Regions from separate parts of the Homo sapiens genome. Here region 1 is linked to region 2. A link is a contact called in ENCODE Hi-C or POLR2A ChIA-PET data. All regions are on one chromosome and are shown on one strand. The core of a region is the stretch at or near the end of the contact, and the rest is flanking DNA. Distances in the headings are between cores, read along the strand shown. Region 1 holds the start of ADRA2C (adrenoceptor alpha 2C). Region 2 overlaps DOK7 (docking protein 7).

What was found. Hi-C counts contacts between places; a loop is a spot of excess contacts on that map. ChIA-PET counts read pairs that join two places held with the same protein, here RNA polymerase II (POLR2A). Pooled maps may share reads with other maps.
Region 1: a loop to region 2 is called in a pooled map, with 4 times the contacts of the local background. The contact joins the promoter of ADRA2C here to the enhancer-like site in region 2. A Hi-C loop is called at or near these places in 2 of 168 maps with a recorded cell type or tissue (OCI-LY7 and ascending aorta), 1 of 37 single-sample maps with no recorded cell type and 4 of 50 pooled maps. POLR2A ChIA-PET finds 5 or more read pairs at or near these places in 3 of 52 experiments (MCF 10A, WTC11 and activated CD4-positive, alpha-beta T cell).

The regions. Positions count from the first base shown.
Region 1 is chr4:3,760,218-3,767,634 of GRCh38, forward strand. ADRA2C (adrenoceptor alpha 2C) reads left to right here and starts at 6,168. Exons shown (of 1, transcript NM_000683.4): 1 at 6,168-7,417. The coding sequence starts at 6,390. RefSeq lists enhancers at 1-238, 773-1,306, 1,307-1,840.
Region 2 is chr4:3,476,812-3,483,600 of GRCh38, forward strand. The region is part of intron 4 of DOK7 (docking protein 7); the gene reads left to right. The region is part of intron 1 of LOC105374355 (vegetative cell wall protein gp1-like); the gene reads right to left. Among named protein-coding and RNA genes, the nearest start is that of DOK7, 17 kb to the left of the region's middle. RefSeq lists enhancers at 3,129-3,720, 3,940-4,907, 4,908-5,874. Within about 2 kb of position 3,905, at least 7 of the 41 ENCODE cell types and tissues checked have a DNase peak (open chromatin) inside an H3K27ac peak, as active enhancers do; they include ascending aorta, where a contact is called at or near this core.

The DNA.
Region 1 (7,417 bases), core at 4,918-7,417, 290 kb after region 2:
CATCACATCCTCACATGTGCCCAAGCAAGCAGGAAGGCAGGCAGTGGGCCTCCCGGCACCTTTCACCCTTGTCCTCAGGGAGGTATCATTGGCTGGAACGGGGTCAAGTGGCCTCCTTCCTGCAACCACCCAGCAACGGGCAGGCCCCAGGCTGAGAGCTCTGCAGACGTCATTCTGAGGAGTGTGCACAGCGGCCACCAAGGCTGGGAAAGGTCACAGAGGAAAACCCAGCCAGCTCGAACCCAGAGTCCAGGCAGCAGGCCTGCTGCCAGCCTACCCCGCTAGGCCCAGGCCCAGGATGGTGGAGCAGGAGGTGAGGTCTTCTGGGCCGCCCTGCCTTCGTCACCTCTACATCTCCAGGGCTGCACGCAGAGGATGCTTCCTGGTGTCTGCGGACTGCATGACAACTGAACCAGTGAAGGGCTGTGGGTTGAGGTTGGGCACTGGAGGGCCCTGAATGTCAGGCTCAGGCAGCTAGCGGGCAGGGCACAGCCCCTAGCAGGAGAAGCCAGGTGGAGACTGGAGCAGGTGCAGCGGGCAGGCAGAGGTGGGGCTCGGTGGCAACCGAGAGGGTCGGGGGAGGCGGGGATCTGAGCTTGGATCCCAGCAGGGCCAGGGCTGAGGTACACAGCTGGTGCTCAATAAGACATGCTGACCCACTGCTTTAATCTATTACACTCATTGCAAATCAAAGCCAGTCCCCGAAGCAGTTCTTTCTCCAGAGGGACTTCCGCCAGCTCTGTAAGAACTCGACTGTGCCAAACCCATCAATGCTGATCAATATGCAACAGCTCAGAGAGCCAGCCCAGGCCACGGCTCCCTGCCACATCCTGACAAGACAAATCAGCTTCTGGAATTCTTCAGGGAGGGGCAGGGAGAGAAGCAAGCCTCATTTTTCCCTGACTCGTCTTTAAAAATGAAATTTCAAATAAACATAGGGAAAGAAAGCTCAGCTCAGCTCCAGGGAGAAAACATGTCCTCTTGGTCTTGAGACAAGAAGATAGGGCTGGCTTCCCTTGGTTCCCGCACCCACCAGGGCTGAGTGGAGAGGGGTCTCTCCCCGAGTCCAGCCTCTTCCCTTTCCCCTGCGGACACCAACCGAGGGCAGAGATGGGCAGGCAGGCGCCACCCCCACCCCCAGGAGCTCACAGCCAAGTTGGGGGAGGGGGTCACTCAGGGCTGGCATGGGCCTCGGAATGCTCTGGTCCAATGCTCCCATTTTACAGACAGGGGAAACTGAGGCCCTGGAAGCCAGAAGGCTCCCCCACTGCCAGACAATAAGTAAGGGAATGAGCAGGAGCCTAAAGCCACATCTGATGACCCCAAACTCCATGGAACTGAGAAAAGGGCCTGTTGGCCAGGGGCACTGGGGCCTGGCACAAGCAGCCACCAGGTGAAGGCACCCCCTGCACTCAGCACCCAGCAAGCATCAGTGCGGCTAAGGAGGCTAGAGCCAGGCCCACAAGCCCATCTGCCCTTCACGGCACCCATCCTGCCACCAGGCCTTCATTCAGCTCTTTCTGTGAGCTGAGAGCCCAGCCCTGGACCAGGCAGTGGGGATGGGACACAGCTGAGATGTATGGTTACTGATGATGGCCATGCCCCATGGGGCATGCAGGAGGCCGGCAAAAGTGGCCCAGATCCAGCCCGGGAGGTCACGGGAGGCTTCCTGAAGGAGGAACATCATGGGACAAGTCTTGAAGGAAGCGAGCCCCAGGAAAGATGAGGCAGAGGGCATCCAGGCCTGCGGACAGCACATGGTCAGGCCCAGGGTCCACAAGAGTTAATGAGAAATGTCCTCACAGCTCACAGCGTGGAGAGGAGGGCTGACCGCAGGAGCCAGGTGGAGCTGTGCAGACCAGGCAGGCGAGGCAGAACCCAGCCGCAGCCCCGGAAGAGCTGGCTGCAGCAGCAACCCAGAAATACATCTTCTCCTCAGCCTAGGAGGGTGGGCAAGGCCACAGGTGCCGCATATGTGTGTACACATCCATATATGCGAAGCCATGTGTGCACATGCATGACTGGTGTCATGCATAGGGACAGATGTGTGCAGCACAGGCATACACACGTGTGTGCAATGTGCATGGATTCGTGTTATCTGCACAGGGAAGGCTGTGCGTGCCCGCAGTATGCACAGGTGTGTGCACAGCATGGGTGCATCATTTCTACATATGCCAGTGTGATACATATGCATGTGTAGACATACGTGTGCAAAAAGCACGTGTGTATGATAGTGCATATGTATATATGCACCTGCATGTGAAGAGTACACGGGCATGTGTATGCACACGCAGGCATGTGTGCATGTGTGGGAACATGTATGTGTGCATACATGTGTGTATATTCTGTAGGCATGGATGCACTGTAAATCCACATGGTATATGTAGACAGTGTGTGTGTGGATGTGTGCATGCATGTGTGTGTGAAGGCATGCAAGTGTGCATGAATAGGTTGCATGCTTGCATGCATGTGTGGATATGTGTATGTATGGGTGTTCATGCTTGCATGAACACACGTGTATTCATGATATGTATATTCATGTGTGTGCATGGATCTATGTGTGCACAAGGATGTGTGTGGATACATATATGTGTGTGGACACTGTACATCTGCGTATGTGCATGCATGCCTGCATGTGCAGGGAGGGGGCTCAAGGAGCCAAACTCCCCTCCACCCGAGCTGAGGCTGCTCACGAAGCCTAGAGCGCGGCATCCCAGGCAGGCACCCAGCTCTCTCCGGCACAGCAGCCAGGGCCCAATGTCCCATGGCTGTATGGCCCTGCTGGACCAACCCTGTCCTCCTAGGCCCCACGCATCATGGGTGAGATACAGGCAGGTTCGCCTCTGCAGCTCCAGGACGTGCCACTTCTAGGTTCTCAGTTCTAGGAAACACCTGTAGGTTTCCCCTCTGAAATATGCCCACTTCTGCCATGTACTCCCCTGCACACGTACACACAGACAGCCCCCACAACCCCCGCCAGTGCAGCCTGACTCCCCCAGCACCCTCCTTCCTCGCCCCTCCTGGTCGTGCCAGCTCGCGTCGTGCCTCGTCAGGACAGGAAGTCTTGCTGGGTACGTGCTGTTCTGCTTGTTACGGACAATCCGGAGCAGTTCCTCAAGCCTAATTTCAAGGTCTGGGGGAAGAGTCCTCTCCAGCTTCCTTGCAAACAGCTGCGGTCCCGGGCCCTCCCACCACAGGCAGGCCTGCGTGCAATGCAACCCCTATGCATGGCCCAGGGCTTCGCTCCTCCTAATGACTCCAGGCCCCAGCTTTTTGCCCTTGGCTCCATCCAGGCCCTGGAGTGGACCCTTCTGACCCCTCCCTGGTCATGCCAGGAGGTGTTGCCAGCAGCATGTCAGCCTGTTGGCTGCCATCCCCAAGGGCCTGGGCCGCTCACTGGCCAGGCACTCCAGATGCCCTCAGCCTGGCCTGTGAGTGGCCCCTGCCTTCAGCCCTCCTGGGCAGTGGGAGGCTCATCTGGCTCAGGGCCCCAGGTGCTCCGTGTCCTTTTCCCTCCAAATTCCCGTGCCTGGGCTGCCATCTCTTGGGAACATAGGAGCCAGGATCCTAGATAGATCCCCATGCCCCTGCGCATCCCCCAAAGCACTTCTCAAAAAGAGAGCCCTTCAGGATGGGGGTGGGAGGCACGCTGATGCCGAGGGAGAGAGACCTTCTCCAAAGCCTGCATCTGGCCCCTGCCACTGCTCTTTCCTAGTCCTCCTGTCTCCCCACGCCCCCAGTACAAAGCCCACTCCCACTGGAAGAAGGACAGCCTACAGAGGCCTCCCCCTTCCTCATAACACCTCCTCACTCTCTAAGCACAGTTTGGTCACCTCCTCCAGGAAGGCTTCCTTGACAACCCCGCTCCCAGGCTGGGGGAGGAGCCCCAGGGCACTGATGGTTGTCAGCGCATTCACCTCAGTGGGTGGCCCCATCCACCCACAGATGGTGAGCACCTCAACTGAGGCCAGGCCCCCCTCACTCTCTGCCATCGCAGAGGGCTCAATAGAGACAAGGGCTCCAGCGGGCCGACCATGAAGGAAGCAGGTGTGTGTGGGCTTCCCTGAAAAATGCACCTCCAGGTGCCCTGGACAGGTGGCACCTTTTAGGCAACCAGAACCAGGAGGGCCTTTAGTAAGGATGGTGACCCTCCACCATCCCCAGGTCACACACCTCCCACAGGACAGCCATGGCCTGTTGCCTCCCCGAAGGGCATATGTGCCCTAGACTAGCACAGGACTGGCACAGAAGGCTTTGGCTCCAACGTGCGCCCCTGCTTGGCAGGCCCATCATCTGAAATATTTGCTTTCTGCCGGGCCCTGGCTCGGCCTCCACACCCCCAATGCAGGCCCTGCTGGTGACAAACATGGTGAAGAACGAAGCCGTAGCTCCTGGCAGTGTCTCTGCGGAGACAGACATGCTCCCCAGTAGGGCTGAGCAGCAGAGAACACGACAGGCTCTGAGGCTAAAGCTGGCGCCCTTCAGGAGCTCAGAGAGAAGCTGCCCCAGGCCACGGGCATGGATAGGCATCCCGGGGGTAGGGCAGTCACTCCAGCCGCTCTTCATGATGACCTCCCGGGCACTCAGAAGCGCCCCTTCCCCGCCGGTTCTAGCCACAGGATGGACAGACCTTCCCTCCCTCTCTCCTGCGGGCCCATGCAGGGAGAGGCCAGCCAGCTGGGGTTCGTTTCTGGACGTTTGGGAGAAGGGTCGTCCCTTCGGTCCTAGCAGAGAAACGTCAGGCCTGAGAACTCCAGCTCTCCTCCTGGATCACCTCGTCCCTGGAAGTCCCTCTCCCACAGACCCCAGGCTGCCTGGAGGCAGAAGCCAGCACCCAACATGGGCCACAGAGTGGCAGTGCACGTGGCAGTGCACATCTGCAGAATGGAGGTGCGCGGACGGGGGCGAGGGTGCACGGGGGCTACCTCAACGGCCGCTCTCCCCTGAGCCCACCCTTGCAAAAAGCTCCATCATCCAGGCAGCTCCGTTCTGGGTGTTTGTCAGAGGTGGTGACTTTGAACACCTCTCCATCCTTTAAAAGCAGGGCCTGAGAGCCTAAGGATTAAACTTCAATCACTGCTAACATGGGTGCAGAGCTTGGGAGCTTGCCCAGGGCTTCCACAGACACCGCCGTTAGTTATGATTCATGCTCCAGCAGCGCTGGGAAGTGGGCCGAGGGAACTGAGGCCGGGGTGGGTGCGGAGGTGGCTCTGACGGGGAGCGCCGATCCAGGATCTGGTCCGGACCCTGAGCTCGGCAGGACCTGTGCGCACGCAGGTAGCGTCGCGTCCTCCCCCAGGCTGCGAGAGGTTGCTCTGCCATCAGGCCATGGACCCCGAGCCGCCCGTGCTGCGCGCGCGCGTGTGCGCGCCCCCGCCTGCGCCCATGCCTGCGCCGGGGGAGGCGAAGGAGGCTCCAGTCTTAGAAAGAGCAGCTTCTGGAACTCACCACCCAGGCCGGCCGCCGCTCGGCCCCGTCCCGCAGGCTGCAGGCGGCCCTGGAGGGGGCGCCCTCGCCGAGCGCGCGCCCCGCGCCGCCGCCCCGGACTCCTCCCCGGCGCCGCGCGGGCAGGTTCGACCAGGCGGCCGCGGGCTCCGGTTCCCGGCCAGCTCCCCAGGGCCCGCGGCCCGCCCCGCCCCGCGCGCCCGCCCCGCTGCGCAACTCGACCCAAGTTGGAAGCCGATCGCAGGCGGCCGCACTCGCGCCCAGCGCAGGGCGGCGGCGGCGGCGGCGGCGCAGCTCCGGCGAGCGAGGCGGCGGCCGCACGGCCAAGCGTGGACCGCGGGGGGCGCCCGCGCCCGGGAGCAGCCGGAGGACTCGCGGCGGCGCCGGCGCCCCGCCCGGGAAAGTAAAGTTGGAGACGGAGGGAGCGCGCGGGCGCGGGGGCCCGGAGGAGCGGCGGCCGGCGCCCCGGCGCGCCGAGCCCTAGCCGGCCGGATGGGAGGCGGAGCGCCCGGGCCGCCGCCGCCTGTCGCCTGCGCCCCGGCTGGGCTCCGGGACCGCGGGGCCGCTCAGGCACGCCCGCTCGGGCGCCGCGTCGCCGTGGGCTCGACGCCGGGGCGCTCCCCGTGAGCCGGGCCGAGGGCGGGGCCGCGCGAGGACCCCGGGACCTGCCCCCCTCCCCCCGCAGCCGCGTCGCCGCTCGCTCCGGGCGCCTCCTGCTCTGCACTTACACGCTCGGCAGCTGCGGGGAGCCCGGCAGCCACGCTCTCCGGCGCGCCGCCCGCGGAGCCACCACGGCCGAGGGCCGGCTGCTGGGCGCCGCGGTCCCCGGCGGGCGCGCCCGAGCAGCAGGCGGCGATGCGGGCGCCGACCCCGGCTGGGGGGCGCCCGAGCTGCCGCGGCTGCGCCCCGGCTCCAGGAGGGACGGCGTAGCTCGCGGGAGGACCATGGCGTCCCCGGCGCTGGCGGCGGCGCTGGCGGTGGCGGCAGCGGCGGGCCCCAATGCGAGCGGCGCGGGCGAGAGGGGCAGCGGCGGGGTTGCCAATGCCTCGGGGGCTTCCTGGGGGCCGCCGCGCGGCCAGTACTCGGCGGGCGCGGTGGCAGGGCTGGCTGCCGTGGTGGGCTTCCTCATCGTCTTCACCGTGGTGGGCAACGTGCTGGTGGTGATCGCCGTGCTGACCAGCCGGGCGCTGCGCGCGCCACAGAACCTCTTCCTGGTGTCGCTGGCCTCGGCCGACATCCTGGTGGCCACGCTGGTCATGCCCTTCTCGTTGGCCAACGAGCTCATGGCCTACTGGTACTTCGGGCAGGTGTGGTGCGGCGTGTACCTGGCGCTCGATGTGCTGTTTTGCACCTCGTCGATCGTGCATCTGTGTGCCATCAGCCTGGACCGCTACTGGTCGGTGACGCAGGCCGTCGAGTACAACCTGAAGCGCACACCACGCCGCGTCAAGGCCACCATCGTGGCCGTGTGGCTCATCTCGGCCGTCATCTCCTTCCCGCCGCTGGTCTCGCTCTACCGCCAGCCCGACGGCGCCGCCTACCCGCAGTGCGGCCTCAACGACGAGACCTGGTACATCCTGTCCTCCTGCATCGGCTCCTTCTTCGCGCCCTGCCTCATCATGGGCCTGGTCTACGCGCGCATCTACCGAGTGGCCAAGCTGCGCACGCGCACGCTCAGCGAGAAGCGCGCCCCCGTGGGCCCCGACGGTGCGTCCCCGACTACCGAAAACGGGCTGGGCGCGGCGGCAGGCGCAGGCGAGAACGGGCACTGCGCGCCCCCGCCCGCCGACGTGGAGCCGGACGAGAGCAGCGCAGCGGCCGAGAGGCGGCGGCGCCGGGGCGCGTTGCGGCGGGGCGGGCGGCGGCGAGCGGGCGCGGAGGGGGGCGCGGGCGGTGCGGACGGGCAGGGGGCGGGGCCGGGGGCGGCTGAGTCGGGGGCGCTGACCGCCTCCAGGTCCCCGGGGCCCGGTGG
Region 2 (6,789 bases), core at 2,655-5,154:
GGCCACAGAGCCTCAGAGCCGCTCATATCCAGATTTCATGGAAAGGAAAAAACAAAGAACAAACGCATTTAGCAGTGGGGAGTGTGAGCTCCCGCATAAGCACCGCAGAAACATATTCTTGGACCAAGAATTCCTGGTGGACATGCCAGCCACCCCGCCTGTGGGCCGCCCAGAGCTGCCCTAATGTCCCCAGTGAGGTGGCCAGGCCGTGGGTGGGGATGGCCTGAGTCCTCTGGGCCTGTGAAGGCCTGAGAGCTGTCCTCACTCAGCCAGGGGAGTGAGGGAAATCGGAGCAGGAAGGCACCCAGCCCTGCCCAGAGAGTCTGAGGTGCCCGCCGGGGCTGTGCAGGAGCAGGTTGTTCCAGCAACCCCCTCCACTTTCTCCCATGTTGGGTGCAGATGCGCCAGGTTGCCCTGTGGACCTGCAGTCCCCGCGGAGGGTGTGACGCCTCCTCTCTTCTCTCTGGAGGGGCAGCTGCTCATTGGCCGGGCTGAAGGCGGGCAGAGGGACCTCCTGTGGGCCTGGTTTGGGGCTGAGAGGACTGAGGGACTGCACTTGGCTCACACTGGTGGGGGCTCTGGTGGAGCCTGGATGTGTCTGGGTGGAGGAAACGCAGGCAAGGACACGGGCCACACTGGCCGCCTGGGACCTCATCCTGCAAAGGCCAGCTGGGGCACGGGCGCAAGCCCATCTGGGTGCCACGTTCTGCCACCTTCTGCGCTGGGCGCTGGGAGCAAACCCAGTAGGTCTTGTGGCAGGAGCCAGCCCTGTTGGGGCCTTTGAGGAGACGACATCTGACCCTTGAAAGGGGAACAGGGCAGTGAGGCTCAGGCTCCACGGACTGGGGGCGTACACAGCCAGCTGCAGGAGGCACGTGCGGCAGAGCTGGCCCGGAGTCTCGGCCCCTGGGGCTGGCAGGGGCCATAGCCAGAGTCCAAAGGGCCTTGGCCCCTCTGGGATTGGAGAGCCAGTATGGATGGGCAGGGCCGCTGCCTATGCCAGCTGTGAGCTGGTGCGGGGGGTGGGGTGGGGGGTGGTTCCCGGGAGAGCTAGGACACCTGTCGGGGTCCCATCTGCCCCCAGGCCCTCCCTGCGGCAGGCCAGAGGTTCAGTACTGGGGCTTCGGGAGCCACTGGGGAGTGGGTTGGCGGTGGCTGGGCACAGTGGGTGGGCCCAGCGTCCCTGTCCTTTGTCGTGTGGGAAGCCAGAGCTGCAGGCTGTAGTTGTCCTGACACAGGCAGCCTGTCCTGTCTGTTGTGTGCTAGGTTTGGGGGTGCCTGGAGGAGGGGGACCCATACCTTCCTTTCTGTCTGTGGAATTCCTTGGCACGGGCAGGCAGCCGGCCGGGGTGGCGCCGCGTGCTCACCCTCTAAGCCGGGGCACAGCAGGAGGACCCGTTTCCTTGGAGACCTGCTTATTTTGTCTGGGCCATAATGGAATGGGGACACTGGATGTTTTTCCTCTGAGGCCGTGGAGGTTCACATCCCTGCCGAGGTGTGGGTGGCCCCTTTTCCGCTGGTAAACAATCCCACACCTGGGGCTGTGCTTCTCCCCAGGGCGAGGCTACTGTGCCGTTTTCCTGGGCTGCTCAAAAGCTGGGGGCACTCTTGTGGGGCCGTCTGTCTTGCTGCTGCCTCTCCGGGGCAAGCTGTTAGAGCAGCCCCACCCGCAAACCTGCAAACCAGGCTGGCCCCACAGAACCTGAAAACCTGCAAACCGGGCTGGCCCCACAGAACCCACAAACCTGCAGACTGGGCTGGCCCCACAGAACCCGCAAACGGGGGCTGGCCCCACAGAACCCGCCTTTGCAGCTCAGTGCTGAATGTTCTCGTCCCCGGTGGTACCCTGGCCTGAGAGAGGAAGGGCTCTGGGAATTCGGTCACCGACGGCTGCACACCCCGTAGGGTAGGTGGGTTCTGGAGGCCAGGCTGGAAGGCTTGGCCGAGCCACCCATCCCTGTCCCCAGCAGGCCCTGCTGGGCTGTATCCTCCTGGAGACAGGCGTGGCCACCACCCTGGGTGGTTTAGGCTGGGTCTTAGACTCGGCCAAGCGGTGGTGTTCTCAACGCAGCACTGAGTGCAGGCCGTCTGGCTGGAGGGACGGGGAGTCTGCGGCACGTGTGGGCAGCCTGGGGCCTCCTGCGGGAGGGAGCCGGCAACTCGGGTGGTCCAGGGGCAGCGGCATCAGCTTCCTGGGGCTTCTGTAGCAGATGACCCCCAAGAGAGGGCCAAGTGTCCAGAACGGGTTCCTTCTGCAGCCTGGAGGCCAGAAACCCCAAATCAAGGGGTCCTCAGGGTTGGCTTTTTCCAAAAGCTCTTGGGGAGGACCCATGGGAAGGTCCTTCCTGCCCCTTCCAGCCGCTGGTGGCCCCGGCGGCCTCGGCTCGTGGCTGTGCCACTCCAGTCCCTGCGCCTGCTGGCTCCTGCGTGAGCCTCCTCTTCAGTCTCTTGCAGTCTGTGGACTTAGGGCCCACCTGGATGACCCAGGGTGACCCCATCCCGAGACCATCAATTCCATCCGCAGAGGCTCCTGTTCACAGGCCCTGGTATGTGAACACATTTTGTGGGCCACCATTTGGCCGACAACTGGGGCCACTGGGACGGAGAAATATCCAGAATCTGAATCCCAATAAGTCTGTGGGTGTCGTCACATTCAGTCTGGAGGTCACAGCTGGGCTGGAGTCGTGGGAAGGCCCTGGAAGTTCTTGGGTGTAGGAAATCCACATTCCCTCCTTCCCCAGGGACAGGTCCTAGCCTGGCCCCCGATCCCCAGAACCGCCTCACTTGGCCCCGCCACAGCCAGCTCTGCAGAGAGCAGAGAGGGTGACCCTGGCCCAAGGCGATGGCTGCGCCTCACTCATCCTGAGACACTGGGCGTGGCTGTGCATCACGGGGGCCCTGGTGGGGGTCGGGTGGAGACAGGCCTGGCTGGTCTTGGTGCCTGGGGGGCAGAGGTCTCTCTGTGGACAGCTGCCTGTTCAGAATGGGACAGGAGGTGGCTTGGTGACAGCAACCCCCGGGTCCCCAGTGTGGCCCAATTCCCCGTCTCTGTTGGTCACGGGCCTGTAGTGTGGACTCCTGGAGCTTGGCCCGAGCGCACTTGGCACATGGCAGGCGACGGTCTGTGGACAGCTCAGGTCTGCAGGCTCCAGCCTCACACACGGGCAAGTGACTGGGCCCCGCCTTCGGGGATGGACTGTGCGTGGTGGAGAGTGATGCAGAGAGGGCCACTCGCCCTGGGACAGGCTCAGCTTGCAGCACAGACGGTGGTGGGCCCCAGAGAGGGTGAGCCCACCCAGAGCCTAGGAAGGGAGGGCTTTGGAGGCGCAGGGGGACGTTTGAGCTGGGCCTTGAGGGTGAATGGAAGCTTTTGGAGGTGCCCCCTTTTTCCCCCCTTACCTGCTCTCTCCAGCTGGGTCCAGTCCAAGGACCATATCTGCCTCTTTGCCCAGCCTCTGGGGGCCGCCCGGAGCATTTGAAACTCATTTTGACTTTTAAAAATGATTAAGAATGTGGCCAGGCACAGTGGCTCATGTCTGTAATCCCAGCACTTTGGGAGGCGGAGGTGGGAGGATCACCTGAGGTCAGGAGTTCGAGATCAGCCTGGTCAACATGGTGAAACCCCATCTCTACTAAAAATACAAAAATTAGGCAGGTGTGGTAGCAGGTGCCTGTAATCCCAGCTACTCCAGAGGCTGAGGTGGGAAAATCACTTGAACCTGGGAGTTGGAGGTTGCAGTGAGCTGAGATCCCGCCATTGCAGTCCAGCCAAGGCAACAGAGCCAGGCTCTGTCTCAAAAAAAGAAGAGTAAAGAATGAAAACCTGAACTAGGAGGCTCTTGCTACATGAACGCGGCATCTGCCCAGCTCTGGAGAGCCCCCTGCCGGCCACCTTTGGCCACTGCAGCCTGCGGGGGCAGCCTGGACAGAGCTGGCTGGAACCCTGGCCTCTGTCAGGCAGCAGGGAGCGCCTTCAGCAGTTTCTCATTGCCGGGCGCTGGGCCTAGGGATCAGACGGTCCGGCCTCAGAGGCTGCGTGAGACTGAGTGAGGCATTTTCAGTCCTCAGAGGGTGCGAGGGGAGCCAGGAGGGGCACAGACCCCAGGCTGGGGGCACTGCGGGGAAGCTCTCTGGAGGGGCGAGCCTCAGGGGACTTCTGCAGGGTGAATAGGAGTTAGCTCAGCTGTCAGAGGGTAAGGGGTGGAGGGGGGTGAAAAGGGCACTTCAGACATCTTTGAGCACGAATGGGTGTCCCGAAGGGCTGTGTAGGAGCCCTGTTGGGGGGGATAGGAGGCGTGAGGGTGGAGGAGGAGGAGGAGACAGGGCTGGGTTGTAGAGAGCTGGCTAATTGGACCAGTGTTTGTTTGCACCATTGTCTCGGAGCAGCAGGGAGCCATTGAAGGTGCTTGAGCATGGGGAGTGTTTTATATGCTAATGTTGACCCCGGGGTGCAGATGAGCTTGGAGGAAGAGGCTGGCAGGGGCCAGAGAAGGTTCTGATTGAGGTCCAGAAGATGGAGGGCGAGGCTGCCCCAGGCAGCAGCTGCCTGGTTGGGGGATGGGAACCCTGTGGATTGCAGGAATGTTAACAAGGTGGTGATGGACAAGGGGAGGAGGGCCGGCCCGGGAAGGGGGGGCCTTCTAGAGTGGTGCCCCTGGACTGGGGCTGCTTCAGGAGGGCAGAGGAGGGGTGGGAGCCAACACCCACTGCCAGGCTCCAGGCCTTCCTCCACCCGAGACCCACTAGGTGGGGCCACTCCCAAGTGTACAAGAAGCTGCCACCTTGGGGGATGGAGAGGGCTGAGGGTCATGTTATCAAGACTTCTCAGTCCTGCCCATGCCTACCTGGCATGAGCCATCCAGGACACCCTGGTCACCCCGATGTTTGTTCTCTGAGGAGCTGGGATTATGAGCACTTAAGATTCTGACATCAAGGGGCAGCCACGAGGGCACTCAAGAATATTCAGATGGAAACCATCTTAGATCTAATTGGCTCATTAAATGTCTGCGTGGAGGAGCATTTTCTTTCTCAAGCCGGTGAGTCCTGGAGTTAGTGCAACAGCTTTTTCACTGGAGACGTGTTTCTCAGGAAGCAGGTGCGTCTGTAACGTGGGTGAGGTTTGCCTGCCGCTCAGCAACCCCAGCCTCTGTCCAGAGTTGGCGCCGCCCTGAGCCCCGCAGCTCCTGGCCTTCTGCTTGTGTTCTGCTGACTCTGTCCTGCTTCTCTGCGTCTTCCATGCTCTTTCCTCTTACCCTCACGCCTCCTATCCCCCACAACAGGGCTCCTATACAGCCCTTTGGGACACCCGTTTGTGCTCAAAGATGTCTGACGTGCCCTTTTCACCCCCCTCCACCGCTTACCCTCTAACAGCTGAGCTAACTCCTATTTACCCTGCCACACCTAGCGGCTGGCGGCTGTTCCCTGGCTGGCAATTCTGTGGGCCAGGGATCTGGACGGGGCTCAGTGAGGACAGCTCATCTCTGCCCCATGAGGTGCTGCCTGGGGTCCCTCGGGCAGTGGCATTTGGCTATGGTGGGGCCCAAAGGCCCAGGAAAGCACTGTGCCGGCTGTTGGCTGGGTTGCCTCAGTTTCCCTCCAGGAACCTCACCCTCCGATAGGACACCTTGGGCTTCTCAATAGGTTCCAAGAGAGCAGAAGCTGCCAGGCCTCTGACGGTCTTGGGGCAGGGCTGGGAGAGCATCCCTCATGCCACTTTATGCCAGAGCCATCACTGGCTGGCTTCGATTCCAGGGAGGGAGTGGACCAGCCTCTGGAGAAGGAGCGGCCTCTGAGGGCAGGGATAGGGGAAACAGAGTGGCCGGCTTTGCTGCAGTCACACCTGTGTGATATAGCAAAATGGGGCAGGCCCTGTTCTCCCCCCTTTCCCCAAACACACAGGCAAACAGGAAACATGCGCACCCTGTCTTGGGGAAGGGGCAGGGGGGCGGTCAGCAGCCTCTCACCTATGTCTTTCCACCCAAGGCCGAGCACTGGGGGTCTCCTGGTTATGGGCGCTTGGGTGGACACTGAGACCACAGACGGCTTGTGCTCCCTGCCGGCAAGGTGCTCAGCCTGGCAGCCGGGACGGCAGCAGGTGGGGCTGAACCCCAGAGGAGGCGTCCGTGAGAGCACCACAGAGGGGCTGTCGGGGTCAGGGGACTGAAGGGGGCCAGAGGCCAAGAAAAGCATCATGAAAGGTGTCGTTATGTGGCCTGAGTCTGGAAAGGTCTGGGGTGTTCTAGGTGGCCAGGGGTGTGGAGGGTGGGGGTGGCAGCCTCCTGAGTGGAGATGTAGGGGTGTGGAGGGTGGGGACGGCAGCCTCCTGAGTGGAGATGTAGGGGTGTGGAGGGTGGGGACGGCAGCCTCCTGAGTGGAGATGTAGGGGTGTGGAGGGTGGGGACGGCAGCCTCCTGAGTGGAGATGTAGGGGTGTGGAGGGTGGGGACGGCAGCCTCCTGAGTGGAGATGGCAGGCAGACCTGGTGTGCAGAGGGAGCTTTGAGCATTCCCAAGACCGGGGGGGGCTGGGTGGGAGCGGGGGTGGAGCATGAACCCAGGGAGGCCCAGCGAGAGCCTAGTCGTGCGGTGTCCTGGGAGGCCATGGCCCAAGACCTTGGCAGACCAGCATTGGAGATGGGCATCTTCCTCCAGGGCCACTGATGTCAGCTCTGCTGGCATGGATGATGGGGGTGGCTGGCGAGGGTGTCGCGTGGGCACGTGGGAGCCCGAGGCTGGCGGTGGGCTGTGCTCCAGGCCTTGCCCGGTTGACCGTGTCTTCGGGGTGAGTGACG